Linked DNA regions of Homo sapiens: region 1 is linked to region 2. A link is a loop called in an ENCODE intact Hi-C map of the cell type or tissue named here. Cell type or tissue: heart right ventricle. All regions are shown on one strand. Each heading gives the region's core, and the rest is flanking DNA. Links, peaks and the distances in the headings are about the cores only.

What was found. A loop is a pair of places that touch in the nucleus more often than their neighbours do. Peaks named below come from ENCODE experiments on the same cell type or tissue, not always from the same donor. Only the 100,000 strongest peaks of a DNase experiment are listed, where the experiment ranks them.
Region 1: a loop joins it to region 2, with 8 times the contacts of the local background. A loop is called at or near these places in 61 of 110 quality-filtered maps.

The regions. Positions count from the first base shown.
Region 1 is chr9:121,738,621-121,753,617 of GRCh38, forward strand. The region is part of intron 3 of DAB2IP (DAB2 interacting protein); the gene reads left to right. Among named protein-coding and RNA genes, the nearest start is that of DAB2IP, 94 kb to the left of the region's middle. RefSeq lists enhancers at 1-25, 4,042-4,741, 9,892-10,415, 13,814-14,314. In heart right ventricle, for the core only: a CTCF peak has its summit at 5,900; DNase peaks (open chromatin) are centred at 5,031, 5,459 and 5,881; H3K4me3 peaks cover 2,336 bases; H3K27ac peaks cover 4,000 bases.
Region 2 is chr9:121,985,970-122,000,966 of GRCh38, forward strand. TTLL11 (tubulin tyrosine ligase like 11) reads right to left here. Exons shown (of 9, transcript NM_001139442.2): 4 at 3,226-3,801. Among named protein-coding and RNA genes, the nearest start is that of TTLL11, 100 kb to the right of the region's middle. RefSeq lists an enhancer at 1-268. In heart right ventricle, for the core only: a CTCF peak has its summit at 6,845 (motif pointing left); a DNase peak (open chromatin) is centred at 6,802; H3K27ac peaks cover 705 bases.

The DNA.
Region 1 (14,997 bases), core at 3,646-7,645, 250 kb before region 2:
ATGTGCCTCTGTCTGACCCCAGAAGGCTGGGCTGTCACAGAAGCTTTCCTTCCCACCTGAGGTCCCCAGGGTTAGGGAGAGACGCCATGGGAGGCATTCAAGACCTGGCTCTTGATTTCTTGTGTCTCTCAGGGTTTGGGGTTTGGTTCTTTGGCTGCTCTGGTCTTTGTTTTTGCATCTTGATTTCATCAGGACTTACTGAGCTCTTATACTGTGTCAGACCCTCTCTTAAGACACAGAAATACAACACGTAGAGCTTGGCCACACACAGCTTACCTTGTGATGGGAGAGGCAGATAAGAAATAAGCAGAGAAACAAAGTGATTCTGCTTTGGGAAACATAGTGAAGTTCCCCTACTGAAATGTGAGTCAGGGAATTTCTGTCTGCTTTGTTCAGCACCTGTGTTCCCAGTGCCTAAATAGTGCTTGGCACATAGTTTGCACTTAAATATTTGCTAGCTGCATGAGCAAGATGCTATGAAGGAAACAAGCCAAGTGTTCCACTAGGGAGTAATGGGGGCAGGGCAGGACCTGTTGTAGATGGAGCAGTCAGGGAAGGATTGAGTTGCAGAAGATGCCAGAAGCCTGCCAGTTTGCTGTTAGAGTGTGCTGGAGCAAGAACTCCTAGCCTAGGGAGCAGCAAGTACAAAGTCCTTGAGCAGGAAACAGAGACTTTGGTGTGTGTGGTGGGGGGCGTTGGGTGTTGCTGGATGAGGTCAGAGAGTAGGTAGGTCATGACTGCCAATGTCTTTCACCTGGGTAGCAGTTCAGATTTATTCAGTGCAGTGGGGAGTAATTGAAGGCTTTTAAGGTGAGGAGTTCAGTAATCTGATTTGCATTTCTGAAGGGTCCCTCTGACTCCCCTGGTAGGGGTAAGGGGAAGCCCAGTGGTTGGGGAGGCTGCCCGGACAGCAGGCTGCCTGGGGAAGATGGAGAGGAGTAAACAGGTATGAGGGATTTCAGAGGGGGTAGCAGCAGGATTTGTGTTGGATTGGATTCCAAAGGCCAGGGAAAGGAAGGGCTCCTGGCTTTGCTACTGAGGCTCCACGCTGGACATTTCAGACGTGAAGCTCCGAGAGGTGTCCCAGAGGCGCTGTCAGGCAAGCATGGAGACACATGGGTCCGGAGCTCAGAGGAGGATAGGGCTGGGGATGCACTTAGGAGTCGTGAGCATGCTGGAGGTATTTAGAGCTATGGGAGTGGAAAGAATCACCAAAGGAAAGTGTTGTGCTAAGGAAGTGTCTCCGAAACAGCCCTGAGGAGCTCCAGCACTGGGAGGAAAGGAGGTGAGGTGCTAGCAGCCTGTGAGAACAGAGGAAAGCTGGAGCAGGGTGGCCTGGGTTCACGGGGTAGTAAGGCACAGAAACTGGTTGACTTTGGCAACATGAAGGCCTTTGGTGTCCTCAAGGAGACCCAGTGGGGTCGGAACAGACAGGTGTGTTGAGTAGGAAAAGGAGGTGAGAAGGTGGCGGGGACAGCAGTGAGCAAAGAAGTGCGTGAGGACCCAGCTGGCCCAGGATGTTGAGGAGGGGAGGGCCAGGGAGGGGCCTGAATGTTCTCTGTCCACAGCGTAGGTTTACCAGCAGCAGCTGACCCAGTGGATCTCAGCCTGGAGATTCTGATTCAGGAGCGCCGATAGGCCCCCCACAGTGATCTTTCCCAGCTCTCTGAGCCCTCTCCACCCACTCTCTGGAAGGCTTGCTCACTGTGCCCTGTCACGTTTTTGGACTGAATGCTGAGTCTGTTGACCCTGTGTTCCCCCCGTCAGCCCCTTTCCTTACACCAGTCTCTCTGGGTCCACGGCCCCTAAATAAGAGTATCCTGGAGCCTGGCTTACCTCAAGTGTCTTTCCCAGAGCAGAGCTAGACTTCCTTTACACCAAGGGTATTTCTCTGGAAGGCTCCTTTATGTGTTTGGCTTCTGGAGAAGTTTGAGATGTTTTACACAATATTTTGGTGGCCAGGAGCTCTAACCCTCACCCCCAACAACCCTGCCCCAAGACTTTTTGCTGGCTCTGGGGAGGGTTCAGAATGCATCGGCTTGAGGGTGCAGGGTTGGCATACACAGCTGGAGATAACATAATGTCTGCTAGACGCCTGGTGGGTTTCAGTGTCTGTTGAATGAATGGCACTCAGATATTTGAGTTTGGGGTTCCCAGTTGCTTTGTTAAATGCTTTTCCTGGTTAACCAGTGTTTTTACATCTGTTATCTGCAGGGGATAGTGTATTACCTCATTTTATACATGAGGAAACTGAGACTCAGGAAAGTAAAAGGATTTGTCCAGGGTTCCACAGTTGCTAAATGACACGACCAGAATTGGAGCCTGGGCCTGCAAAACCCCCAAATTGGGCCTCTTCTTACTGACTAATCCTGGGGGTGAGGTAGTAAGGGTGGAGGTTAAGGCACCCAGGTCTCCTACTACCTCTCAAGAATAGTGGCCAGATGTTCTGCCAGGGCTCCAAGGCATTCCTTCTGCCTCCCACCCACCTGTTTCCTCTGATGCTCGACACCCCCTCCTCTCCCCACATGCGCACCAGATGCATTCGGCTCCAGGAAGATAGGATGAGGCAAGCCTTGAACCTTGTCAAACCTTGGGGATGCTTGCGGCAAAGCCTGTAGCTTTTGGGGAGGCTGTTTCTGCAACAGGCGTGTAGGGTGGCCCTATGGCTGATGCAGAACTCCCCATAGGTAAGGTGAGCTCAGCCGGATCACATGCCATGACCACACGTGAGCATGGAAGACAAACCCAGAGAGGTCTGGAGGCAGGGCCCCTCCCGGAGAGGCAAAGCCACTTATGCTGCCTCCTGACAGCCTGTGTGGCTTTAGGCTCTCGCTTCCCTCCTGCTCTGCCCCTCCTACTCACCCAGCAGACTTGCTTAGTCTGGGCTTGGGTAGCCGAGACAGGTTGTTTTCAGGCCTCAAAGGATTTGGGCCACAGCCCAGCCTTTCTCAGTGTTTCTCACCTTCTGTCCTTGTCTCCTTATGGGACGGAGCAGGCATCTGGAAGGTGGCAGAGGGGTGATCCTGCCTGGAAATCACTGAGGGTCCTTTTATAGAAAGAAACAGGCTGAGAGAAAGAAATGACTTGGCCACAGTCACTACCCAAGAGGCTAGTTTCCTGTTTGTGCCTCCAGCTATCCTGGGGCAGCTTCCTTCACCCCAGCTGAAAGCAGGCTTTTGTTACGCGCTCACTCTCAGCAAGGCTTTGTTCTGTATCCTCTCGGCAATCCTATGAGGTAAATAATATTATGTCCATTTTTGAGGAGGAAACAGAGAGGCCTAGGGAGGTGACTTAACCTGTCCAAGACCACACAGGTTACAAGTGGCAGAGTCCGGGTTTGAACATAGCCTGGCTTCAGAGCTCATTTTCTTTACCATCAGGCTACACATTCTGAAACTTATTTGGCTTCCAGGCATCACAGAAACAGAGTGAGGGTGCTAAATCCTTGAATGACTCAGCCCCTGTGGAGTTGGACCTGAAGACGCCTCCTGGCCTTGGCTTTTCTGACCAAAGATAGCCACACTGGGCAGGGCACGGTGGCTCATGCCTATAATCCCAGCACTTTGGGAGGCCAAGGTGGGTGGATCACCTGAGGTCAGGAATTTGAAACCAGCCTGACCAACATGGTGAAACCCCGTCTCTACTAAAAAAATACAAAATTAGCCAGGTGTGGTGGCCCATGCCTGTAATCCTAGCTACTCGGGAGGCTGAGGCAAGACAATCACTTGAACCCGGGAGGCAGAGGTTGTAGTGAGCTGAGATTGCGCCGTTGCACTCCAGCCTGGGCAACAAGTGTGAAACTCCATCTCAAAAAAAGAAGATAGCCACACAGCACCTACTGTGGGCCCAGCCACTCCAGGTGCCAGAATGGCCCACGCTTCTCTGAGGGTGCCGTAGACCAGGTGCTGAGACGCAGACAGTCCAGTCTCTCTTCCCTTCCTCTCCCCATCCCACTCCTATTCCAGTAACTAGGCAGGCCCTGCCCACCCTTGCCCCAGGAGAAGCTCCACTCTTGTGGACAGTGGAAGGGCCTCGGCCAGCTTGCCTGAGTCCTGGGCTTGGAAGGACGGTTGCCCCCATCTGCCTTGGTTCCCTGCACCTGCCTTTTCTTCCCCGCATCCTCCCTCTGACTGCCCGCTTTTCTCTGCTTTCACCTTCCCCTAGTGTTCCTCTTCTTTCGTGTTGTGTCAGAAGCCATGATTTCCAGTCTTCTCATCTGGAAGATGAAGGAAAAGATAGACCCGACCCCACAGGGTTCTGAGGCTCAAACTGAAAGCCTGGTGGTGGGGCACCTGTGACAGGTGAGACTCCTCATCTTGCCCCCTTCTTTCTTCATCATGAAGAAGAGACACTGGAGGATGTGGAGCAGTTGGGGCCTGTGGTCCAGGTGGGATGGAGCAGTCAGGGCCTCGTGGAGGGAGCAGGTGGGAGGAATACTCTGGCTGGGATGGACCTCACGGGGTGTGGCCCAGCTTTGCAGCTGACTTGCATGAAGTCCTGGCGAGCTGGGGAGCCCTTGCACCCTCAGCTTCCTCATCTGAAAGATGGGGCAATGGTAATGCCTGTCTGTGGAGTGGTGAGGAACAAATGAGACTGGGCCACAAAGTACCCAGTGCTGTGCCCAGCACATAGTGCCCAAAGAGGGCTGCTATCTCATCTCTTATTCCTGAGATTTAGCTTCCTTGTTTTGTTTTTGAGCTCTTTGGGACCTTCGTGGACTTTGAATTTTTACTATTGTTCATTGTGTCTAAAATCTTCCTCAGAAGCCGAGGGCCTCTAACCTGATCATGAATTTTGGAGTTTCGTTTTTTGTTTTTTTTTTCTTTCCTGTTTCCTGTATAGGAAAAAGGGACCTGTACCTTTAAGACCCCAGCAGGCCCAAGTAGGACACTGGCCCTTTAAAAGCACATTACAGAGAGTTGGAACATAGCCTTTGTTGAACTAGCCATGATTAGTCCCAGCGGACAGGGCTGGAGTGGCATGTCTGGGATCAGGGCGGGGCTAGGCTGGCCGGGGCCAGCCAGGAGCAGCGGACAGCAGGAAGGCTCGCCCGGCCACTCGGCTTCCCGAGCCTGGTGGCTATGCTGAGGGATGGTGAGTGGCCTGAGCGGAGCTTAGAATAAGAGAGGCTGGGAAAGCCAGGAGGGAGGCAGCCCCAGAGCCCAGGGAGACCTGAATGAGCTGGGCGGCAGCAGACACCCTCAGTGAGTGACTGTCACAGGAGCTGGTCCCAGGAGGGACTCCGGAGCACCCTGCCCCTCTACGCAGACATCCACTGCCGGCCCAGAATGTAGAAACGGTTAGGAGGGACCTGTGAAAAAGCGGGACACCAAGAAGAGCACTGTTGCTGTTTTTAGTTTTTAAAATAAGAGGAAGCCCAGTGTGAGTTGCTCTGTCCCCCAGGCGCGGTGTCCCCTGTGGTGTGCTCCGTTGAGAACTGGGAAATGCCAGGGACTGCTGACAAGTTTTCTGAGCTGAGGAGCTTGGCCTTTGCTCTGAGTGGCCGAACCTTTGGCTGGCTGGGTGGGGCTGCACTGGGGTTTGGGGGCCATGGTATCTCTGCCCCAGCTCCTCAGCAGAACTTTGTTTTTTCTTCTCCCTTCCTGCTTCCACTCCCTAGTCCATGGGGCCCAGGCCCACTGGGTGGGGTGGAGGCGGGTGGGAGACTGGGAAGACTGTGTCTGGGCCAGGAGCGTGTTTTGGCTCTGCTTGAATATTTGAAACAGTTGTCAGAAGCCAGATCACTTTGGTGTGGTAGCGTCTTTACTGGGCAAGTACCCATTTCTGAAAAAAAGTCAGAGGAAGGATTGGGCTTGTTACAGCCAAGTCTCAGTGCAGGTTGGTCCTAACCGCCTTCATTGCCACGGCTGGGGGCGGATGAGACTGCCTGCCAGTAGGTGTCCTCACTGTTTTACAGACAGCCACCCAGGAGGTGACAAAGGCAGGGCTCAGTACATTTCTGGTGACCCAGGCTTCCTGTAGTTACTTAAAAGTTGGTGCATTTGGTCATAGGATTTTTGTAGGTTTGGTGAAAACCTGAGGCATTGACGGGCAGTGAAGAGAGTTTGAAGTTAGAGCCGAAGTGCCAGGTGTCCTGTTCCACCCTTGTGCCTGTGAATCGTGACCTCAGGCAAGCTGTTTGACCTCTCTGAGCCTCTGCTTCAGAGCAGAGGGCGTGTGCATAGGCGCAAACCCTGGAGGGAGTTGTCAGTTCTGGGGGAGGCTTTGTGGAGGTGGTGGCCTTTGAGCCAGGCGTAGACGGATAGGCTGCTGGAGTGCAACCCCTTGAGCAGAGGCGTGCAGTTTAGCATGATGAGCCAGATAGGGCCAAGCAGGGCTGGCATGGCTGGGTTGGGACCTGGAAACGTAGCTTGGGAAGCTGGATTTTAAGTATGTTGCTTTCTCAGTTGGAATCCTGTGGGCCAGGTGGCAGATGACAGGGCTAGCTTAGCCTGGAGTCAGCCAGTGTGGAATGTGGGGGAAAAGGGCAGACGGTGAAGTCTGACACACTGGCCTTGGGAAGCCCCTGGAGGTGTCAGAGCCTCATTCTTTGCTGCAGTTAGCTGTGTGAGGGTCAGAGGTGCAGAGACAGCCCTACGTGCCCTTCCCAGGTATGTGGGCTCACTGTGGTGTGGTGGGTGAGCAGGTACTTGAGAGCCACAGGTGGCTTTGGTGCATGGTCACTGGCAGCAGGAGGAACTCAGCAGCCACACTCCTGGTTTTCTTTGACATGGTGTCTGAGTTTCTGCCCGTGCCAGTGGCCTGGAACCCTGTGGCTTACTGAGAGCCACTTTCCTGCTGTCTTGCTGCTGCTGAACACTCCTGGTTGTCTCCTGCTAGTTACAGCCTGAGAAGCAGCTGCTCTGGTGCCCCACGCAGACTTCCAGACCTCAGGCTTTGGGAGGAATGGGCAGCTGACATCCCTAGGCCCATAGCCCCACATGCTCCTGCAGACATAGTGGAGGCGCTCAGTGGCTGTGCTGGTGGCTGGATCAACTCTGCCCAGGATTGGGGCGGGGCGGGGGTGGGGGGTGGGGTGCCTTAGCATGATACATCTTCAGCAAATTGTGCCAGGAGGCAAGGGCAACCCACTTGACGGGGTAGGATGCTGAGGTGCAGGAGAGGCCCATCCGAGGTCCACACTCCTTTGGCCCAGTGCTCCTTCCCTTCACATCTTCACCTCTTCTGTCTCTCTGAGCTCAAGCTGCCAACAAGGAGGGAGCCTCTGTCCCAAATGGTGGCTGGAATTGAAGAGATAGCTGAGCTGGAGTGACCACTGGGGCTGGAGTCTAGGGTGCCAGCATTTGTTCGTAGATTTGTCCATCTCTTCTTAAATGGGGGTCTTTCAGATTCCTGCTTAAAACGGCCTGTACTCTGGAGCCTGCTCTTGAGGTAAGGGGGTAGAGCAGGTGAGGTGGTCTGGGGTCAGTTGGCAGAGGGGCTTTTTGAGAGCTCAGCTGTGGGGGGAGAGTCAGGAAGGATCTGCTGGGCAGAGTGAGAGACAGATCTTGGAAATGTCCTGGGCCCAGGAAGAAGCCAGGAGCATCCAGAGAAGTGCTGGCAGGAAGGGCGTGCGGGAAGGGACAGAATGCCCCGGGAAGGCAGTCTCAGCCCAGCCTGGATGGTAATGGGGGCAGCCAGGGCTGGTTACTGAGGCTGTGTATGGAGAGCTCGCTGCAGGTCAGTTGAGCCCTACAGCCAAAGGTGGTGGTGTCCCTGTTTTCCAGATGAGAAAACTGAGGCACACAGGTTAATTAATTTGACCAAAGTCACAGAGTTTTGTGTGTGTGTTTTTAAGGAACCATGCCTGCTTACCACCTTCAACCAGCATAGTGCCAGGAGCTGGGGCTCTGCGGACAAATGGCTGGTCCTTGGTTGAGGCAGGAAACCTGGCCCTCAAGGATGAGGGAAGGAGGCCATCCCTAGATCACCCCAACATGAATGGCCCACCTGGTCCCAGGAAGTAACGTGGCATGGCGCCCAGGTCTTGGGTGGAGGAGATGAGATGGAAGAAGATGCTGCCTCTGCCCCCGCATTCTAGGGGGGGCCCAGCATGAGCTAAGGAGGGCTTCCTGGATGTGGAGAGCTGGGAGGAATTAGATAAGCCAGAGGGGAAGCACTTCCTGGAGAATGGAAATACTCGCTTTTCAGCTAATTTATTCTTTTGTTTCATTATCATTTCCCACTTGGGTCTCGCATCCCCAGGGCCCTGAGGTGGCTGTTGGAGGTATTTATGGTCCCGGGTGGGGTGCAGGGACCAGTTAGAAACCAGTCCCACTCAGGCCATGATGCATGGGTGTGTTCACATGTGAGGAGGAGCCAGGCACAGACTGAGCTCAAGGAGAGGGAACGCATGGGTCAGGGCCTTGAAACATTCTCAGGAGTGGTGCTGAGTGGAGAGATGGGGGAGGGCAGTGGGCTAGCATGTTTGTGGTGGGCTCTAGAGCTTGGGAGCTTCAGAGTTGCTGCAGTTGTGGCTGGGGTTGGAGCCCCAGGTGCTGTGCAGGGAGGTTGGGCTCTTTTCCTGGGGCTGGGGGTAGGGGGACTGTCACTCTCCCTAAACTTTCTGAGCAGCCAGGCTAAGCCTGATAGTTTTTCCTACAGGCCAGGGAGGGCTGCAGGGTTGTCCCTGCTCAGAAGCAAGAGGGGCAGGGGCAGCTAGCCCACAGCTCACTTCTGATTTGCCCACCACTCACCCTCGTCAATGAGTGTTCCTTAGATGCTTTTTTTTTTTTTTTTTCCCCTGAGACAGAGTCTCGCTCTGTCGCCCAGGCTGGAGTGCAGTGGCACTATCTTGGCTCACTGCAAGCTCCACCTCTCAGGTTCACACCATTCTCCTGCCTCAGCCTCCCGAGTAGCTGGGACTACAGGCGCCCGCCATCACGCCCAGCTAATTTTTTGTATTTTTGGTAGAGATGGGGTTTCACCGTGTTAGCCAGGATGGTCTCGATCTCCTGACCTCATGATCCACCTGCCTCGGCCTCCCAAAGTGCTGGGATTACAGGCGTGAGCCACCGCGCCCGGCCTAGATGCTCTTCTTTTAAAATTCAGGGCACTTCGCTGTTCTGCTGAGGTTTATGAATGTTTAAAAACTGCTTTGCGGTCCCCAAAGTAATTTGACAAGTCTGACAGCTATTGATTAAAAACCCGAAATTATTCAGGCTGCAGGATGACTTGGGGGATTAGATGGAAAGTTTTTTGTTTCTTCTCTCTCTCTCTGCACCCCTCCTCCCCCGCAAAAAAAAAAAAAAGAAAGAAAGAAATAAGATGTGGAAAGGTAAATGTGTTCCTGAATGTTTTTTGAAAACTCCATTAGGCTTGCACAGTTTATACGGGGAGAGGATGTTGAAGGCTGCCTCTCATTCAGGAGCCAGTACCAGCGCCCTCTCGAATCCCTGGTCTCTCCGGAGCTTTGGCCCAAGTCACCCCAGGCAGCAGTGAGATGTTGCTATTACATTATTACAGGTGATGGTAGTGGTGTTGGTAGCAGTTATGATAGTTTATGGTCCCTTATGTTCTAGGGAGTTGACGTAGGGTTTTTGTGGCTTTCTCTGAAGTAGCTCAGCGTGTGAGGAAATGGCACCTAGAAGGGGGAGGAAACTCGTTCAGGGTCTGTGATAGACCTTAGATACAGCTGGGATAGAGACCAAAGACTCCTTCAGGGAGAGGAACGGGCCGTTGCTGGGGTGCTGGGCTGATTGGATGCCTGGCCTCCAGGCCTGACTCACTGTGAGGTAGGTGCCAAGAGTGTCCCACAGAGGGTGACCAGGCCGTTAGAACCCCAGCTTTCACTTCTGGACCATGTGACCTAGCCAAGCCACTCCCTGTCTCTAAGCCTCAGTTTCCTCTTTAGAGAACGTCCTAAAGCTTCCATTGAGCCTTTTGGATTAACTGGCTCATGTATTGCCCCATGAGCCAGGGCTTGTGGGACCTGAGCTTGAATACCCACTCTCCCTTTCTTCTGGGGCAGTGCTGCCTTTTGTGCAGAGTTGTTGGGAGAAGGCCATGAGATGATGTTTGTACTTTGGTGAGAACACCTGCAACTGGCACATGGTAGGTGCTTAGTAAGTGGCTGTTAGGTCCAGGCTGCCACAGTGTCATTCATTTAGTCAGCCTATATTGGGCACCACGGGACACCAGGCCTCACAGCAAGCATGAGCTGTCCCATCCTCCTGTTTTGGTTGCAGGGTGTGGACCCTCCTCTGCCAGCTCAGCCCTGTGATGTGGGGGGAAGCACAGGCTCCCAGGGGTGAGGGCAGAAGGCCACGTGTCTCCCTGTCTCACAGCCCAGGGCGTTCTGTGTGTATGGGGGCGTCACAACTGGGTCTTGGTGACTGCTAGGACCTACCCCTTACCTTGGCCTGAGGGAACCCTGGGTTGAGAGGGACCACGCCTCTGGGCCCTGTCATCCCTGGAAGACTTCCCAGGCAGGGCAGCCAACCTTTCTGCCTTTTTAGGACAGGCTCTGTCTCCCCAGGGCCCTGGGAGCCACCAGGCGGCTGCATTCCTCTCCTCTCCCCTGGGATCCCAGCTGGGCCAGGAGTGAGCACTGGCCTTCTGAGCAGCCGGTTCCCAGGCCAGCGGGGCAAGGCTGGGCTTGGGGAGAGAGCTCTGCTGGACATACTAGGCAGGGCGCTGCCCTGTTTATGTCCTGCCGTTTGATTCCCAGCAGGTCAGTGCATTCATTGTGACCATGTCCAGACTCTCTTTTTTTCCAGTGTGGGCAGACGCTTCTAGCACAGCCTCTGGACCTGCCTGGCTATGACAGGCAGAAGCATGATTGGCATGTTCTGACCTGATGAGGCCTAGAGAGTCTGCTGAAGTCCTGACTGCAGAACCATCAGGTCCTGCCAGCCTTTGGGTGGGCACCAACTCTGTGGAGACAAACCTTGTCCAGGATTTCTCTTCCTTCCAGACCTGGTTGGGGTAGTGGACAGTGGCTTGGGACCACACAGGCTGGTGGGCTGGAGACTGGGGCTGGAGATGGCTGTGCTTGGGAGTCCCAGGCAGAGGGGCTAAAGGGGCCTCCTCACGGGGGTCTACTGCCCACTGCTAGGCACACCTTCTTCTCCTTTCATTTCGCCTCAGGAAATGAAGGGCTTTTTAAAGAAATTTGAGGCATCCCAGAGCATTTGGGCAGATATGATTGATCCCCATTTTGCAGATGGGGAAAACTGAGGCATGGAGAACGTAAAGCGTTTGAGTCGTCACGGGACAGGAACAGGAAACAGCCTGGGAAGTCCATATCTTGTCACTCCAAATTGTCAAAAGTGTGACCTATCCCAGAAATGTCAGCCTTGATAGCAGCGTGTGCATCGTTCACCAGTGTTGTTCATAGCTGTGTCTCCAGCTCCTGACATCGTGGCTGGCAATGAGGTGGGCGAATGGAACAGACCAAAGAGGCATGAACAGTTATGAGCAATGGATGGGAGTCACTGACACCCCTGCCCTCCTGAGCCTCCCGCCTGCATGGTCTCATTTGATCCTTAGAGCAACCCATGAGGAAGGTGTGTCGTTATCCTCACTACGGATGGGGAAACTGAGTCCTAGAGAGTCGAATGACTTAAAGTATCCAAGGTTGTATATTTCATAAGGAATAGAGACTCGGTTTGCTCTGCAGCCAGGCACCCTTGACACTAGGCCCTCTGTCCTCCTGCCCGCTCGCAGCTGCAGGTGCATTTCTGTAGCATTCACTTGTGTGCGCGCGCGCGTGTGTGTGTGTGTTTAATCCCAGGGCCCACTGCACTGCCTGCCTTTGTGTACTGCCCAGCCCATTACCCTGGCAGCCCTAGCCATGCAGCATGTCTTAAAGGGGCCCCCCGGCTCCTGCTTGCACACTTTCAGAGACAGGGAGCCCACTCTCTCTAAAACCAGACGAGCCTGGCCCATTCAAGGACAGCTGTGACTGAGCTGGAAGTGGCCTCTCCTGGTCCCAGCCTTGCCCTTTGGGGCCACACAGGGCAGCTCCCTCTGAGCTTTCGAGATTTGGAGGGTGACCCTGAGCCCCTTATTTTCCGACCAAACAATCCCACTCTCAATTCCCCCCACCCAATAGTTGGGAACACCCTTGCTGTGTCAAGTAGGGATTTTTAATTACTGTAAGTTTCGGTTTGGGGTCCTTTCCCTCCTTGGAATAATGAGTTTGCTGAGCTTTTGTGTCACCGACCTTTTAAGAGAAAAAAGGATCAGAGTTGAAAAACAGCTTGTGGGTTGGCTGGAACGCTATCAGATAAGGCTAGGCCCCAGGAGCCAGGACAGTGTCCCCATTGTTCTGCCACCAGCCCTCACAATGAGCTGCTGTTGGGCCCTGGCGCTGTCTCTCATAGCAGCTCCCCGTGCCTTGTGCCCACGTTTCCTGGGCCCTGGGCAGGGGCTGCCCCATCCCTGTATCCCCCGGTCCTTCCTTCCCCACCTGGAGTGAGTGGGTCACAGCTAGTGGGTTAGCTGGCTGTGGACCTTTCCCTGCTGCCCGGCTGCTGTGGACCTTTCCCCCTGCCCGGCTGCTGTGGACCTTTCCCTGCTGCCCGGCTGCTGTGGACCTTTCCCCCTGCCCGGCTGCTATGGACCTTTCCCTGCTGCCCAGCTGCTGTGGGCCACCCCTGGACGATGGAAAGGCCAAGCCAAGGCTGGTGCAGTTAGTCTTGAACTCCGCTGAACTGGGTTCACATCTGACTCGGCCACTTGCTATGCATGTGATCTTGGGCAGGTCACCTCAACTTTCTGGGTGCACCTTTTTAGTCCTGACAGGATTGTCACGAGAATTAAGTGGAACAGGTGGGAGATTGTGGCCCTGAGCCGGGCTTAGGTAGCGTAGTGTGAGCTGTCTGTCTGGAGAGACCAGGGACCACTTTGTGGTGGTGACATTGGGCTGGCCCTTGAAAACTGAGGAAGGACTTTGTTTGGCAAAGAAGTGGAGGGAGAGGCAGAATGGACAGGCTCAGGAGACTGCTTGGACATGGACCCCTGGAGGATAAGAGTTTGCAGCTTTGTCAGGAAGTAGCTGGGGAGGAGAGTCCAGGTCACTTGTGCGAGGGGCCTTTCAGGAGGGCTCGGACACCAGCTTGAGGCATCTGGGACTTGATTATCTTACAGGCCATGAGGCGAGAGAGGAGGGACAGGAGTGAGGCCATGCCAGGCGGAGTGGCTTGTTCAGTGGAGGGTGCTGCTTTGGTCTAGACAGGAGAAGGCCAGTGGAACTCCCATTCCCCTCTGCCCTCCCATGCCCTGGCCAAGCTCCTCTGTAGCAGCGGAGTCCAGGGCAGGTCACCCTAGCCATGGCCTTGGCTGTCCCGTGTGTGACCTGGATGTCATGGTGCCACCTCCTTCCTGGGAGCAGTAAGGATTCCATGCCATGGAGGACAGGTAAAGGGTCTCTAGTCCCTGGAGCGCTGTCATGGGGCTAGTGATCTGCCATGTTTAGAAGGGTCTCGGCTGGGGCCGTGGGGAGCAGTGTGCAGCCACAGAGGGTAGGATGAGCCTCCTAACCTTGAGAGGGATGGGGGAAGCGGCCCATACTTGGACAGAGCAAGGGCAGGGGCATTTCCCGGAGACTCTGGAATGAACATTGGAATGCTGCTCTTGGGACTTGGCCTTGAACAGGCAGCTGCCCTGACGACCCACCCTCAGGCCTTCTTCGTCCCTCCTCCAAGGGAACAACCACGTCACCAGGGTTTGCAGGCTGAGGGAGGGCTATCCCTATCCCCACTGACCTCCCGTTCCCTCTGAGCTTAGCTGACCTTGGCTGCTGGTGTGTTGGGGTTTTGGTCCAGGAACTCTAAGGCTCTGGACCTTGGAGCCAGCCAGACCCAACTTTACCCACAAGGAGCCCCCTGCCTGACAAGGAGCCAGTTCTGTGACAGACCTTCCCAGCACAGCCTGGATATGGCTGTCTGCCCAGGGAGCCCAGGAAGGCTTCAGGGAAGAAGGGGCACTGAAGCTGGGTGCTGAAGGTTGGGTAGGAAGGGGAAGGACAGCATGTGCCTGGGGCCCTGCCTGAGACTCCTGCTTCCTGGGATGGAGGGGCCCAGCAGGCAGGCCGCTGCGAGAGTGGGCCTGGTCAGGTGGAGCAGGGAGGTAGATGCCAGCCAGTGGCTCAGAGTGCCAAGTTCTGGGGCTGGCATTGAATCCCGTGTGGTCTCAAGAGGGGATCCCTTCACCCCCACAACTCAAAGGGCTGGGAAATACCTCCCCGTGAAGGCGCTGTCTTCACAGCACTTTCAGCATGTGCCGGCTGCCAGTGTTTTCTGGGTGAAGCAAGCCACCTTCCTCCTTTTTCAGATGAGGAAATGGACCCAAGAGGTTTGGGTGTCGCAGCAACACTAGATCAAAGATGGGATGCTGGGGCACATCTCTTGCCCTCCCTGGCAGGCCTCAGTTTCTCCCCTGTAAAGCGGGGTGAGGTCAGCATCTGCCTCTTGGGCTCGTGGAGATTCTGTGAGGTGACTTGTGTGGTGGTTCATGTGACGCATGGCCCAAGGTAAGCCCGGCCTGGGGACGCCAGCTCCACCCTGGTGGGAGGCAGGCAGTGTGGAGTCCACGCCCTGGTTTGAGACCTGCTTCTGTAGGTAGTAGAGGTGCCACATCCTGGCAGGGTTGTTGTAAGAAGTAGCTCAGACCTGGGCCGTGGAAGTGATTTGCAGGGGTGGAATCCCCATGTGAAGGCCTTTTGCCCTCCTTGGTGCCACCTCGCCTAGGGGACCAAAGCTCTAGTCTCCAAGGACCACAAGAGGTCAGAGGGGAAAGCTGTCATGAGACTGAGCTAGGCACAGGGTCGGGAGGATGCCGTGGGCCATGCAATTGGGCCACCTTCTCTTCCACCCCAGCCTTGGGCAGCAGAGAGGGACTTGACCCAGGGCTGGGGGACGGCAGAAGCCCTGAATACAGGGGCATCAGCCCCCAGATACCACACCACATAGGGTAGCTGTGGGCATGGCTCCTGGACTGACCTGGTTCCCATCCCAGCAGGGGGCCTTGGGCGGCTCAAGTAACTGCTCCTCC
Region 2 (14,997 bases), core at 4,961-8,960:
TACAGAGAAAGAAGCAGAGGCTCAGAGTGGTGAAGAAACATGCCCAAGTTCGCACAGCTGGGAAGAGGAAAAGCGCTTCCTTGATCCTGGCGTCTCCCCCCATGCTCCTCCTCTGGCCCAGGCCTGGAAGCATTTAGTGTGGTCAAGCAGTGGGAAACAGTCCCAAGACTGTGGTTCCACTTGCAGACATGATCTGTCCAAACCAGTGGCTCCCTCCCTGTCTGCCCCCTCCACCAGCTCCCCACAGCTTGGGCCCCACTGATGGCTGCCCCATGTGGCCTGTCCATAGCAAGACATGCAGCAAAACAACCAGCCTGGCCCTCCACCCTGCCACTCGGTCCAAGCCAGGGCTCTGTGGCTTGGCTCTGCATGCCGGGCCCACATGATAGTCCTAGAATAGCTGTCATTGTCAAACAGATCTGACCACATGGTCCCCCGGGATGACCCCTGGACGTGTCCACGTTGCAACTTATCTCCTTGACCCTAGCTTTTTGATGGCTTACGTCAGGACTTGTTTTCTCTGGCCCTACCTCTAAGTTCTTCCCTTTTCTCCTTTCTAATGTTTTAAGCCACCTACCTGATGGCTGAGCTGTGCATCCTCCCTGGGAACCAAAGGCCAGGGGTCCAGTTTCTCAGGACAGATTTCTGGGTGGCAATTACCCCTTCCTGGTACTGATCATGGCCTGAATAGCCCTCCAAAAGGTGCCGCCAGCCTGCCTGGAAATCCTGCTGGCTGGCGCCTAGCCCCTGGGGTGTCCTCTCTGGGTTTGAGGCTGCACTTTGGGACCAGCCTCCTCTTCTGCTGTTGAATGAATGCCCCATCCACTAGAGACACTGCCCCACTCCCTCCGTTCTCACTTCTTGTCCCAAGAGACCTGTCACCTGCTTGCCATAGACTGGAAATAACCCAAATGTTCCTTGACAGAAGAACTGATAATAAATTGTGCATATTCACAATGGAATCTATAACAGTGCAAATGAGGCAGTACCCACGACCCCCACCAGCATGGGTGGACCTTGGAAACCTTATGTGTAGTGGAAAAGAATGTTGCAGAAGACGCCATACTTTATAATAGCATTTTTATAAAACTCAAAAACAAGCAAAACAAAACAATATATTGTTTAGGGATACATTCATGCCTAATAAAAGTATTTTCAAAAGCAAGGAAATAATCAACATAAAATTCAGGGTAATGTCTACCCCAGGGCTGGGCAGGGACATGGTTTGGGGCAGAAACACACTAGTTGGAGATCTTGGGTTGGGAGGAAGGTTTGAGATAATCATTTTGTTGTTTGGCTTCATGGCTTACAAGTATGTTCCATGTATTCTTTTTTCATATATATCAAATGCTACAAAATGACTTTAAGGATTAGATGGAGAGGGTCCCAGAGGTACCCCTTCTTCTCTCCTCCTACCCACACTGATTGATCTGGGGGCAGGAAAGTGTGTACCTATGGAGTGTCTGGACACCACGTCTCCCCACCCTGCACTGTCACAGCTGAATGGCCTGTAAGAATGTTCCAGCCTCATTCCCTTCCCTCCCACACTCTGGCTGAGTCCACCAGACTCTGGCCCTGGCTCCATCGCTCTGCTGAAGACAATTCTCACTGAAGTCTCCAGTCAACTCCTTACGAGTGGAGAGGACAGTTTCAGTGCTGGTCTTGCCCGGCGTCTCAGCAGCATTTGAAGCGCTGACCCTGTCTGCTTCCCCAGGCACCTCATCCTTGCCATTCCGGCTCCTTCTCTCCTGATATTTATTCTATCTCAAGACACTGCTTCTTGGCCTCCTTTCCTGGCTCCCTCCCCCTCCCCTGCCTTTCCCTTAGTGAAATGTGATTCCCACAGGTGTCTTCTCAGTCTTCTCGTCACCCTCTTTGGTCACCATTTGCTGATGAGTTCTCATCTCTGTCCCCAACCCAGGCCTCTGTCTCCTGAACTCCAAGCTCCAAATAGCCAATTGTCCCCTTAATCTCTCCACTTGGATGTCACATAGGCACTTTAAGTCCAACTCCCAACCTTCCCCCAACAGCCTGGTCCTCTTCCGGGGCCTCCATCCATGCAAGTACCCAAGCCACCTGCACATCAGCCTCAGGTTCTCCCTGCCCTCACTGCCACCATCTCTCCTCTCTCTCCAGCCTCATCCAGTCACCAAGCTGAGCCCTTCTTGCTCCTTCCCTGGCACCCAGATCTGTCTATCCCCCCTACCTTCACCACAACCTTCCCAGTCCATACCACCATCCTCTCCAGCTTATGTGAAAGCAACTGTCTCCTAGGGACCTCCCCACTTCCAGCCTTGTCTCAGTGTGTTCTCTACTCTGTAGACACTGTTCTTTGAAACATACAAATTGGAATGCATCTTTCCCCTGCTTAAAATTCTCCAGGGACCACCCCCCCGAACCAATACCCAGGCTCTCGACACAGCCCCTACCTTTCTCTCCCACCTCACCTTCCCTCATCTCCCCCGCATCTCTGCCTTAAACCCCACCCAGCAACCATACTCAACCTCTTCCAGTGCCTCCTGCTTCCCACTCACCCCTCTGGCTTCAGCACATTTCCACCTGGAACCCTTTGCCTCCCCTACCCCTACCCAGTTTCTCCTGCTTCATCTAACTCTCGCTCCAGGTTTCAGTTCAACTGCTATTTCTTCTGGGAAGCCTTCCCTGACCACGCCACTCCCGCCCAGAGAATGTTACGTGGCCCCACGATCTCAGCACCTCAGACGTTTCTTATTCTACTCTAGCATTTAAAACCCTCCATAATCATTGCTTTTTAAATTATATGTCTCTCACAACAGACTCTATGCATCAGCAAGCAAGGCCCTGACTTGCTGTCTCAATAGAACCCAGGACAATGTCTGACCGCTACTAAGCATGTGGCAAAGGTTGTTGAATGAGTAAGTGAATGAATGAATGAGTAAACGAATGAATGTAAAACTCTGCTTTACATGTGTTATCTCATTTAATTCTTACAAGAACCTTTTAAGATAGGTATTCTTCATTTCATTTTACAGGTAACAGAGGGGAAGTAGCTTGCCCCAAATCACACAGGGAGCAAACAGAAAGCTTGGAAGTTGGGCCCAGGTTTAACACCCAAGCCCACAGCACCACCAACACTGTCCCCTCCTCTGGCCATCCCACCCCGATCACTCATCCTACACGAAGCCAGAGAGCCCTCTTGAGGCCGGTCAAGGCTGGAAACGCAGGCTGGGAACTGGCAATGGTTACCTGGAAGCACGTGGGGCCCGGCCTCCCCGTGGGGATGTCTGACTGGTAGAAGACTTTGAGCTCTGGAGTCAGCGCGATGACCGTCTTAATCACCACGGAGATGATGTCAGACCAGACCTTCTTGATGTCAACGCCTTTGGAAGACAGTCTACAAAGGATGCTGGAAAAAGTCCTTTTGCTGCCAGTGCTAGCACTGTCCGAGTGGATGAAGTTGCCGCTGTGGATGTTCAGTGAATAGTTGGTTAAGTGCATAAAGATGCGGTGCAGGTTTTTGGGGGTGGGCTCCTGATATGGCTCGGTACAAAACCTAGAGAGTCCGTCTTTGGCTATATAAATCTCTAAGGGGTCTAAGGACTTGAGTAAGACATACAGACGAATATCAAACTTGAGCTTGTCGATAAGGAGAGGTTTGCAGATGTACTCCTGGACCACCGCTGGCCTGCTCTGGAGGGTCCCTGCCAGGCGGATGTCACTGGGGTCTTTAATGAGGTAGATTCCATCACCCTGACAACCACCATCAGGTTTCACGATAAAAGTGGGCTTCCAGGAGGGGTCATCGTCTTTCACCATTTGAACCTGGAGGGGGAAAAAAGGATGGCCGACATTATATTGTTTTCCCTCTGGATCCCTAACACAGAGCAAGGCCTTAGCAAATGTGTGGTGAATGAGTGACAAGATGATCCCTGCCGATCTGAGCAGGGGCTGAGCATCTTCCATGGAGATGACACTGCACAAGGTACTGAGATGGTGACATCAGGACTGTCCCCAGTCTTGTGCTCCAGAGCGAGGTGGAGAGTGTAGTGGACTGGCAGTCACAAGACCTGGGTTCAAATCCTGTTTCGCCAGTTATTAGCTACCACTTTGAACAGGTCATATAACTAATAATAGTGCTGAGAATGATAATGATGGTGAGCTAATATCATTTATGAGCGCCTGTGAAATGCCAGGCACTATATCAGGCACTTACCTAATTAGCTCATCTAACCCTCACAGAAAATATGGTTGTGTCTTTTTATGTCAGGAACAGAGAGGGTACAGCAGTTGCTGAGGGCATGGGTGTTGGAGTCAGATGGCCTGGGCTCAGACACTGGCCCTGCTCCTTACCCTGCAGCCTTGGACAAGTGACTTAAGTTATCTACACCCTTTCCATCTGTGAAATAGGAGAAAGGTTGTTTTGAGGATTAAATGCAATCATAAATGCAAGAGGCTAAGGACCTAGAACCTGAGAAATAAAAGACAATCCAAAGCCTGGCTGTCACTCTTTTTAGAAGATGAAGTGACTTGCCAGCTAACGCGGGGGCAGAATTGGGATTGGAATCTAGATTGATGACTGAAGCCCTTGGACCTTCCTCTATCCTACCATGTCTTGGTTTCCTCACTTTAAAAATGGGGATATAGACACCTACCCTCACTGTGTCGTTGTAAGGATGAAATAAACTAAAACGTACAAAGGGCCAAGCGCAACACCAAACACAGAGCTGAGCTAGTGCACAGGAAATGTTTGTTTTATGTTTACATCCCTTCTAAAGTTCATCTGGTAGACCTGACCAATCCTTCCATCTGTTGAGATCTTTTTGAAACAAGATCCCGTCGTCCACAGTATTTGCTCTCCTCCCAGCTCCAGGTCAGCAGAACACTCACATAATTAACTATCCAGGCACTTGACCAGTCCAGATAGTCGATCTGGACCTGTGGGTCTGCATAATTCATCCTCGCCCCATTGCCCCTGATGCTGGTGAGGTGCTTCCTGCAGCTATGGAGAGCGGATGGACTGAAATGGCAGGAGAGGAGGTTTTCACAAGCAGAGAGAAGCTGGAGGAAATGTAAGGGTGGATTTGAAAGAGGGATCCATGCTCTCTGCAGCTTCTGGTGTGAAAGTTCCCCTCTGAAATCTGACAGCAGTGCCTGGCAGGCTGAGTTGGTGGGTGCCCCAGTGACAGACTCCTCTCAGCTCTCCACCTTTGCTGTGTAAGCCCAAGCCAGGACATCTGCACTCTGGCTTGTGCCTTGCGCTTATCTCTTTGACCAGCCTATATTTCTAAATAAAGCTTTTGCCAATTCCTTGGGCACTATCACTTATTCTGGGCTTGTAAAAGATCTTTAACAATGGAGAAACACTTAAAGCCTTAATAATGGTCCACATCAATTGTTTCCCCTTGTCAGCAGGATCCGAGAATGGAACTTCACAAGAGATCAATGCAAGCCTCCCAGGGCCTTCCACTGAGGCTTTCTTGCAACTGTGACCTTGACGTTTATGTAGTTATTTAATATTCAACCAAAGCATTCGTACACTTGGCCCTTTACAGTAAATATAAGTGTGCTGGACAAATGGCAGTTATGGACCAGGAAGTGAAAAATGTCAAGTTTGCACTGATGGGAAATTTTTCCCTCTGGAAAGCTTTTGCTATGCCGAAGACACTAACAGTTCAATATATTATCCAGAGCAATATTTTCTCCTTTGAATTCCATGTATATGCCTTAAATAAATTAAACTACCTGGTCAATAGTCTCCGTCACTCATTGGATTCCTGAATACTTCTGCTCTTTGCCAGAATAGTGCCATACAAATCAAGATTATTAATACTCATAGAATCATTGAATTTTTAGAACTAGAAGAATCCTCAGGGATCATCATCACCCAGTACTCTCAAAAGTCAAGGGGGAAACGGAGGCTCAGAGAGGTGACGTGACTTCCCTTGGGTCCCACAACTGGCTGGCAGTATGGTCAGGATGAGAACTGAGGTCTCCCGACCCCACCTCAAGTTTGCGGTGCCATTTTTGCCTCTAAGATAAAACTGAAGATCTCTTGTTCCTCCGCTTACTGTAGGAAAGATCCTCCTAATGTATCAGACAGCACTGAGGTCTGTACTCTGGCCTCACCCTAAAGATTTTGGCCCTGAGTATGGCCATCCAGGAACTATATCTGTAGATCCTGAGTTGGCCAGACTGCCCCAGTTTCAAATCTTCTGTCTGGGTTCCTTGCTTGTTAAAGCGCAGGTGTGATTTACAGGAAACCCTCACAATTGTTCAGAACGTGGTTCCCATAGCCACCAGACCCTTCCGCCACTACTACCCTAAAAAGAGAAACATTTTTCAGAATTCATATTCACTCTCCTCTGAGGTTTATTCAAGAATGACCCTTTCCCAGCAGTTATTAAAGTTAAAAAGTAACACGTTGGCTCTTAAAAAGAAGTCATGGACCAGAATGAAAATATCATCGATATTCCTGGGCCCCAGCCTCAGCAATTCTGATTTAATCGATCTGAGATGAGACCTGGGCATGTGTATTCTGGAAAAATCACCGCAGGTGATTCTGATGAGCACTCTGTCTGAGAATCACTAGACTAAGTGAATTAAATAAAAATACCATCTGAAACCAACATATTGAATGAAGTATTCTGCACTGGTGTTAGCTGGAGTGTGAGGAAGACTCGCGCTTATGCTACAACTGATGGTATCTCTAGTTTTATCCAAACCTGCTGTTGGACCTGAAATCCATTACCTTGTAACGGTATACACGGATGGCTGAAAGAGATACACAGAGGAGGTGGTGGCCTAATTGCCTGGCACTCCGCGGGCCTACTGAAAACTTTATGTGGCTTTTACTGCCCCCTAGTGGACATTTAGAAACCGCTACTGGGAAAGTCACCCCGTTCAAAATTCCAACACTACTGAGCAGTAAGATACTCTACTAAGACATTAAAATGGTCTTAAAGAAACACCACTACAAATGAAATATTATTCAGCCTTAAGAAGGAAAGAAATTCTCACACATGGCACAAAATGGATGCATCCTGAGGATACTATGCTAAGTGAAATAAACTAGACCCAAAAAGACAAATACTGTAAGTAAGAATGCACTTATATGAGGTACCTAGAGCAGTCAAATTCATAGAGACAGAAATTACAATGGTGTTTTCCAGGGCTGGGGTGGGAGGGAATGGAGAATTAATGATTATTGGGTACAGAGTTTCAGTTTTGCAAGATAAAATAAGTTCTGGACATGGATGATAGTTGTACAAAAATGTGAATGTACTTAATGCCACTGTACACTTAACATACATACAATGTACATTTAAAAATGGTTAATCTGGTAAATCTTGTCATGTATATTTTACCAAAATTTTAAGATTAATTTTTAATTTTTTTAAGTCATAGCTTTTGGTAAGTTAGAGATAGTACTATAGTGAAAAACAGAAAATCTGGATTTTAGTCCCAATTGTTTCTGACTGTGTGACCTCGAGAAAGTCACCTAACTTTCTGGGCTTTGTTGTAGTCACCTATAAAATAAAGGGGTCAGACTAAGGTCCCTGGCTTCCGCCAGCGAGCAAATGCTGAACCATGATTTATCTTGATATCACCACAGTCGAAGGCTGCGTTACAAACACACAAGTGGCATTCATCACGTCGGAGAGTTCCTGCTGTGCTGTTGGGATCAGCACATTGGGATGATCTATAAGAGGAGGAGATTTGGGTCTGAGATTTATGATGCATTTGAGGAAATCAGCAGGGCATTTGGAGGAAGCAAGCTAAAATGTTTGGAGGGAGAAATTCAGCAACTAGAATATCAAGCCACAAAACATTATTAGCAATGAGGGGCAGGTAAGAGGCCAATTTCTGAAGAAATACTGTGTCTGCAATACTGGGGAAGTCAAAACCAGTTAGGGCAGTCCTTTGTCACTCAGGTGGATTTGCATCCAATCTTAGCAACTCAGACCTTTGATGTCACAGGTACACGCTACAGATCTCAGGCAAAAACAAGCCTCTGGTAGACAAAATCAGTGTCACACGGTGCATGCCAGACAGGAGGCAGGGCCAGCCCCTGCCAGCCTCAGGGATATGAGCCTGGTACCCAGGGCAAATTCCTACCTCAATGTTCAGGGCAATTTCTGAGTCCACTTAAGATGGAAGGCAGTCTGCAGTGAGGTCACCTAGGGCCAGATGGAAAGGGCAAGAATGGCCTGTTGGGGCAGAGTGGGAGACAGAGCAGTGGGGCAGAAAGGAAGGACCTGGGCAGATGATGTGCTGCTTCGGTGGGGGGTTATGAAGGCAGGAGCGGGCAGGACACTTCTGGGAAACTGTAGATAGTTCCGACGGCTGGAGAACATAAGAGGTGGAGGGGGTATGCACATGGAAATCCCACTAGTGAGATTGGCAGGGGCCAGATAATACCACCACCACGAATAATAATAATAACATTAGCACACGCTTACTGAGCACTTATTATGGGTCAGGCACTGTTCTAAGCACTTTGGAGGTATTATCTCACTTAATCCTCACAACAATCCTATTTTACAGATAGGGAGAGGGAGGCCCAGAGATGTCAAGTAATTTGTCAAAGATTACACAGCCAATAGGTCACAAAGGCAGGATTTGAACCCAGGCAGGCAGATTCCAGAGCCCATGCCAGAATGAATGAGAGATGTATGAGAAGGGGATGGAGGAAGATCAGGCCTAGCTAGGAAGTAAGAGTCTCATAGGGAAGGCCCTTGAATGTTGGTTTAGAGTTTGAGCAATGTCCTAAAATGATGGGGACTCCCTGAAAGGTTTTGAGAAGAAAGCAACTTAATTAGATGTGTATTATGGGATGATGCCTCAGGCTGTCACATAGAAAATTTACCCAAGTGGTTGGATGGTCTGGGGCAGACAGGAAAAGTCCAAACTGAGGCTGCAGTGGAGTCAGAGGGAAGGACAGAGGTTTGGGAAATATTTTGGAGCTAAAATCAACAAAACTGGATGACTGGGAGAGAGAGACAGGAACATAAAGGATAATCCCCCTATGTCTAGGTAGTCACAGGGAATATAAGGGAATGAGGAAAGGCAGAGGGGAGGCAGTGGGAAGATGATGAGCTGCACAGAGGACCCTGGAGGGCACGCACCTAGAGAGGTTTGTGGTCCCTGGGAAATGTGTCTGGAGCTTGGGAGAGAGATCTGGGGTCGTCAGGCCCCCAAGGATGGCCAAGGCCCTCGCAATGGGCCAGATTATCCAGAGACAGGATAGAGAGGAAGAAGAGGGCACCTGGGAGCCAGAGGCTGGAACGGGCAGAACAGACCCCAAACACCCTGTATTTATACTCGATCTGCAGGCGAAGGATGGAGTTTCAACTGGCGAGGGACATGCATCCACGCATCACCAGGGCACCCAGGAGGAAGATAGTTTGGAAGGAATGAAACCAGGTGTAGGAAGGACCCGAGGCTATCAAAGGTCCAAAGGCCTGAGCTGGGGCAGGGACAATGCGGTTGAAATAGGGAGCTGAGAGAAGAGGTAGAATCAGGGCACCTGGTGACTGGACAGATGTGAAAGGCGAGAGAGGAAAGGGTCATGGGTGAGCTCACGGTTTGGGACTTCAGCAATTTTGGGAGGGGTGATGTTACCATTAACAGATTTAGGGACTACAGGGAGAGGAGCAGGTCTCATTGAAGGAAAGTGGGGACAAGGAGAGGAGGAATTCACTTCATCTAATGAGTATTATTTGCACGACTCCAGACAGAGCTAATTTAGGACTTTATAATATCCCGCAAGCCCTCTACTGTTCATCGGAACCAGGCCAGGTTGTCCGATATCTCCTACAGATGATTAATTCTGATACAACAACTCTCCCAAGCTTGGAAAGAATAAGAGCTGCTGTCCGACAGGGATGAGACTCAGACTCTAAACTCAGATGGCGCATACCTCGAACTGGAGCACAGGTATCCGAACAGACCTCTCAAGCTCCGTGGTGAGCGCGGGAACCACGGGCCCGTGAGAAGTAGTGCCTGCCACTGTGCAGGCAAACATTTTCAGCACTCCCTGGCTTTTGAAGAGTTCCAGTTAAGAAAATCTAAGCAGCAAAGAAAGCACCCTGTTCGGCTTATCACTGATGAGTATCCTGAGTTTACTGGGGCAGTGGCATCGATTACCCCTGAGGATTTGGGGCTGACCCCCTGCATGCACTCCTCGAGTGGCCTGGATGGTCCTCCCTTCCTTGGCAGCCAGCACCAATGCACCCTGGCAGTCTCACTTCCTGCCCTTCCCTCCTGTCCTCTCTCACCTCTATGCCTTTACACCGGCTTTCCCTGGACCTCCACCGACCTCCTGCCCTTTCTTTGCCTGTAAAGCTCCTGCCCATCATCTATGGTCCCTTGGGAAGTTCCCTCTGAGAACTGGCCTGCAACCCTCTATACAGACATCTTTTCCTTCCCAAAGTCCTTCTCCATATTGAGCTTCCCCATATCTTCATGACCAGCCCTTTGAGGTCCAGGAAGGAATCATCACTACACACACACACAGACACACACACACATGCACACACATGTATAGAGTACACACATGCGAGCACATGCACACACATGCACACGTACACACTTTATAAACAAAGAAACTGAGGCCAAGGGGCAAGGAGACTTGCCCAAGGCCACACAGCTAGTAGCAGAACCAGAACTATTAGGGAAAGTATGTGAAAACCACAATTACTTTTGCACCAACCTAAATAATACATTAAATCTTCTGATATCCAACCCTAAGCTCTTTCTACCATAATTAATTCAGGGATCTGAAGAAATCTTTCAGAAGAAACCTTGGAATAAGTACTCTCTTTCATTCTCGTTCTGAACACATTTGTTTGCTGCTATTATAAATTTTGATGCTCTGCAAAGATATTACTTTATGTAATTGCCAACTCTCCACTCTATGGAGAATGAGGAAATTGAGGCCCAGAGAGTCCAGTGAGAAATCTACAGTCATCTAGCTAGAAGGCGGAAGTAAAGCGTCAGTTCTGGGCCACGCTGCCCTTTCTTTGAAGATGTTCTCAAGTTCACTGTGGAGGTGGACACAGCATCACACGGCTGCTCAAGGCAGCTGGTGCTTCTGCTCAGAAAACTTGAGGGGCAAGGAAGAGCCTCTCCACATGCTTTACCCCAATGCCAGCCTGCTGCCAATGCAACTTAATGGACCCTGCTTTTGGAGAACAGCAGCCTTCTGTGAGCCATAATCTACCCATCATTAGTGAGCAACAAAAAAGCCTCTCTAGAACACGCCCGGGACACTGAAACCTGTTTGATAGGAAGGGCCGTCGTACCGTGAGACTCTCCATTTTCCTCTCAGGTCCCTTCTCACACCCTGCCCCTAACTGCTGGAGCTGAGGGGAGTGAGAACACAGCCTGGCGAGTCAGCCCTGCCTGGCCTCCCCACTCCTTCCCCACAGTGCAGTCCCAGCCAGCCTCTGTCCAGCCCCACCTAATTCCCCTACCATGTGGGTTCTAAGCCCAGCTTGCTTGGCCTAAAGCCTAGCTTCCTAAGGACCCTGGGTGACACAGGCGCACGTGGGGGCCCTCAGACTGCAGCTTCCCTTTACCTCCTCCGAGTCCACATACTGGGTGTCTGCAAGCAGCAGCTGCAGAGAGGGCGTGGGCTTCGGAGTCAGGCAGACCTGGGTTCAGATCTCAGCTCAGCCACTTCCTAGCTGTAGGACCTTGGCCAAGCTACTTACTCCCTCTTATGGTACTATTTTTAGCATTTCATTTAATTTGTATTAGGCTGCCTTGGTTTCCTGATCATCCTCCTAAGTGATCAGATTCCCAGGTGAGGCTCATTCCAACCTACTTGGAGGGAGTCTCAGCTCCTGCCTATCCTATCCTATCCTCCAGTGCTCGCCCATGGGTGGCTGGGACCCGTCTCCTGAGACTCGGCTGTTTCCTGGGTCTGCCTGGGTGTCAGCCTCTCATTTCCCAACTCCTGGGGGCCACCCCATCAGAGTCCAGCCCACAGCCTGCCTCGTCTCCCTGGCCCACAGCCTCATTCTCCTCCCCCAGGTCTCCTACTGAGAGCCCAGAAGACATCACAGCTGAGCCTGCCTGGAACATAACACTCCACTGCTGAGTAAGCTCCCCTTGCAGCTAAAATTGTTTTTCCAATAGTGAGGATTTCCTGCTAATGAACTGGCTACATAATCTTCAGCTCACTTCCGAATGTATACGACTGGTTATAGTCACAGGCGCTTCAGATCACTGGGCCCAGCTTTTCCTCCTTCCCCACACCACAGTCCTATGTCCCTTGCAGTCCTGCCATAATTTACACATTAAGTCGCTTAGGGTTTTTTTCATTTTGTTTTGTTTGTTTGTTTTGTTTTTTTGAGACAAAGTCTTGCTCTGTCACCCAGGCTGGAGTGCAATGGCGTGATCTCGGCTCACTGCAACCTCCGCCTCCTGGGTTCAAGCGATTCTCGTGCCTCAGCCTCCCGAGTAGCTGGGATTACAGGCACCCGCCACCACATTCGGCTAATTTTTGTATTTCAGTAGAGACGGAGTTTCACTACGTTGGTCAGGCTGGTCTCAAACTCCTGACCTCAAGTGATCCACCCGCCTCGACCTCCCAAAGTGCTGGGATTACAGGTGTGAGGCACCGCACCCAGCCTAAACTTTTTTTTTTTTAATGCAAGAATATCAATGTCTTATTTTGCAACACTCAAACAAGGTGCCCTCCCTCCCAGTGCTCTTTTCGCTAAACTAGCAGTATTGCTCAATTGCAGTATTGAGCAATTGCAGTATTGATCAGTGCCAGGCAGTGCACTAGGCACGTCAATATGTATACATGAGATCTAATCCTACAAGACAGGCAATAGCATTTTCATTCACTTATTCATTTGTTTGTTTGTTTATTGTCTTGCTATGTTGCCCAGGCTAGTCTCGAACTCCTGAGCTCAAGCAGTCCTCCTGCCCCAGCCTCCCAAAGTGCTGAGATTATGGGCATGAGCCACTGTACCCGACCCAGAATTTTCATTTTTAGGCTTTGTAACTAGAGGTTTCTCCCCATATTCCAAGATCCTACAAAAAAGTGGCAGAGTTAACTACACTGCTAACTCCTTGAAGACAGGGGCAGTATTTCCCTCATCCCTCGATTCTCTTGCCCACTACATCCCCAGCTATCACTGGAAGAGCCTTAATGGAGGCGGACTCAGTAAATGCTTATGGGAACCCACCTCTGTCTCATTTGGTTCAATGCTGTCATGTTCTATCCAGGATCACAGGTGACATTTCTTCAAACGCTAATCCTGGGTGATGCCAACCACTTCCTGGACTTCAGTTAAAGTATGCCCCAAAAGCAGATAACTCCCCACTCTCTATCTCTGGAGCGTACCTCTCTTGGGCTCCAGACTCATACAATGAGATATGTCAAATATGACACGTCCAAAACTAAGCTCATTGTCTTTTCTCTCAAATCTACCCCTCCTGTGTTCCCTCTAACAGTAAACATTACCACCATCCATCCATGTCCCCAAGCCAGAGATCTGAGATCACCTTCTCCCACATCACTCACCCCCACCCAGTCATCAAATTGACATTTCTCCATCTGAACACACCTTACAGTCCCTGAATCGTCTCAGCATTTCTCACCTGAATTGCTGCAATAGCTTCCTAGGTGACCTGACTGCAGTACAAGCTCTGTGCTGGGCACTTCCCATACATTAGTTTCCATTCTAATAAGCAACCCTGTGAGATAGGCATTAAAGGGTGAGCCACATCAAACTGTCATTTTTATAAGCCAAACCCAGCTACACACACACCCACACACGTGCGCGTGCACACATTTGCATGTGATTCAACCTCATACTATTATTATTACCCACCAGCCCCCATCACAGGCAAGGAAACTGAGATTTACAGGGTAATTTATTTCCCCAATCACACATTTTATACCCTGGGGAGCCAGGATCTGAACATGGGTGTGTGTTCAAATTTCCAAAGGCCACACTTTTTCTGCTAAATCATATCATCTTCAGGTCCACATATCAGTTCCTAGAAGAATGCTCACAGCCCTAAATACATTACTTAGAGTATTAATACATCTTAATACTTTTATTAGAGGTGTTTGAACCAGAGCCACTCCATCTTAAATAGGATCTGGGTAGAATGAGGCTAAAACCTACTGTGCTGCATTCGCAGAAGGTGAAGGCATTCTAAGTCACAGGATGAGACAGGAGGTCAGCACAATATACAGGTCATAAAGACCTTGGTGATGGCTGGGTGCAGTGGCTCACGCCTGTAATCCCAGGACTTTGAGAGGCCGAGGCAGGCGGATCACGAGGTCAGGAGATGAAGACCATCCTGCCTAACACGGTGAAACCCCATCTCTACTAAAAATACAAAAATATTAGCCAGATGTGGTGGCGGGCACCTGTAGTCCCAGCTACTCTGGAGGCTGAGGCAGGAGAATGGTGTGAACCCAGTAGGCGGAGCTTGCAGTGAGCCGAGATCTCACCACTGCACTCCAGCCTGGGTGACAGAGTGAGACTCCGTCGCAAAAAAAAAAAAAAAAAAAAAAAAAAGACCTTGCTGATAAAACAGCTTGCTGTCAAGAAGCCAGCTGAAACCCACCAAAACCAAGATGGCAACAAGAGTGACCTCTGGTCATCCTCACTGCTACACTCCCACCAGCGCCATGACAGTTTACAAATGGCATGGCAACGTCAGGAAGTTACACTATATGGTCTAAAAATGGAGGCATGAATAATCCACCCTTTGTTTAGCATGTCATCAAGAACCATAAAATGGGCAACCAGCTGCCCTCGGGGCTGTTGTATGGAGAAGCCATTCTTTTATTTGTCTACTTTCTTAATAAACTTGCATCCACTTTACTTTACGGACTTGCCCTGAATTCTTTCTTGCACGAGATACAAGAACCCTCTCCTGGGGTCTGGATCAGGACCCGTTTCTGGTTACACTTTAAAATGTTATTAACAGTAATACATAACAGTAACAACTACCATTTATGGGCACCTATAAGGTGCCTTACAA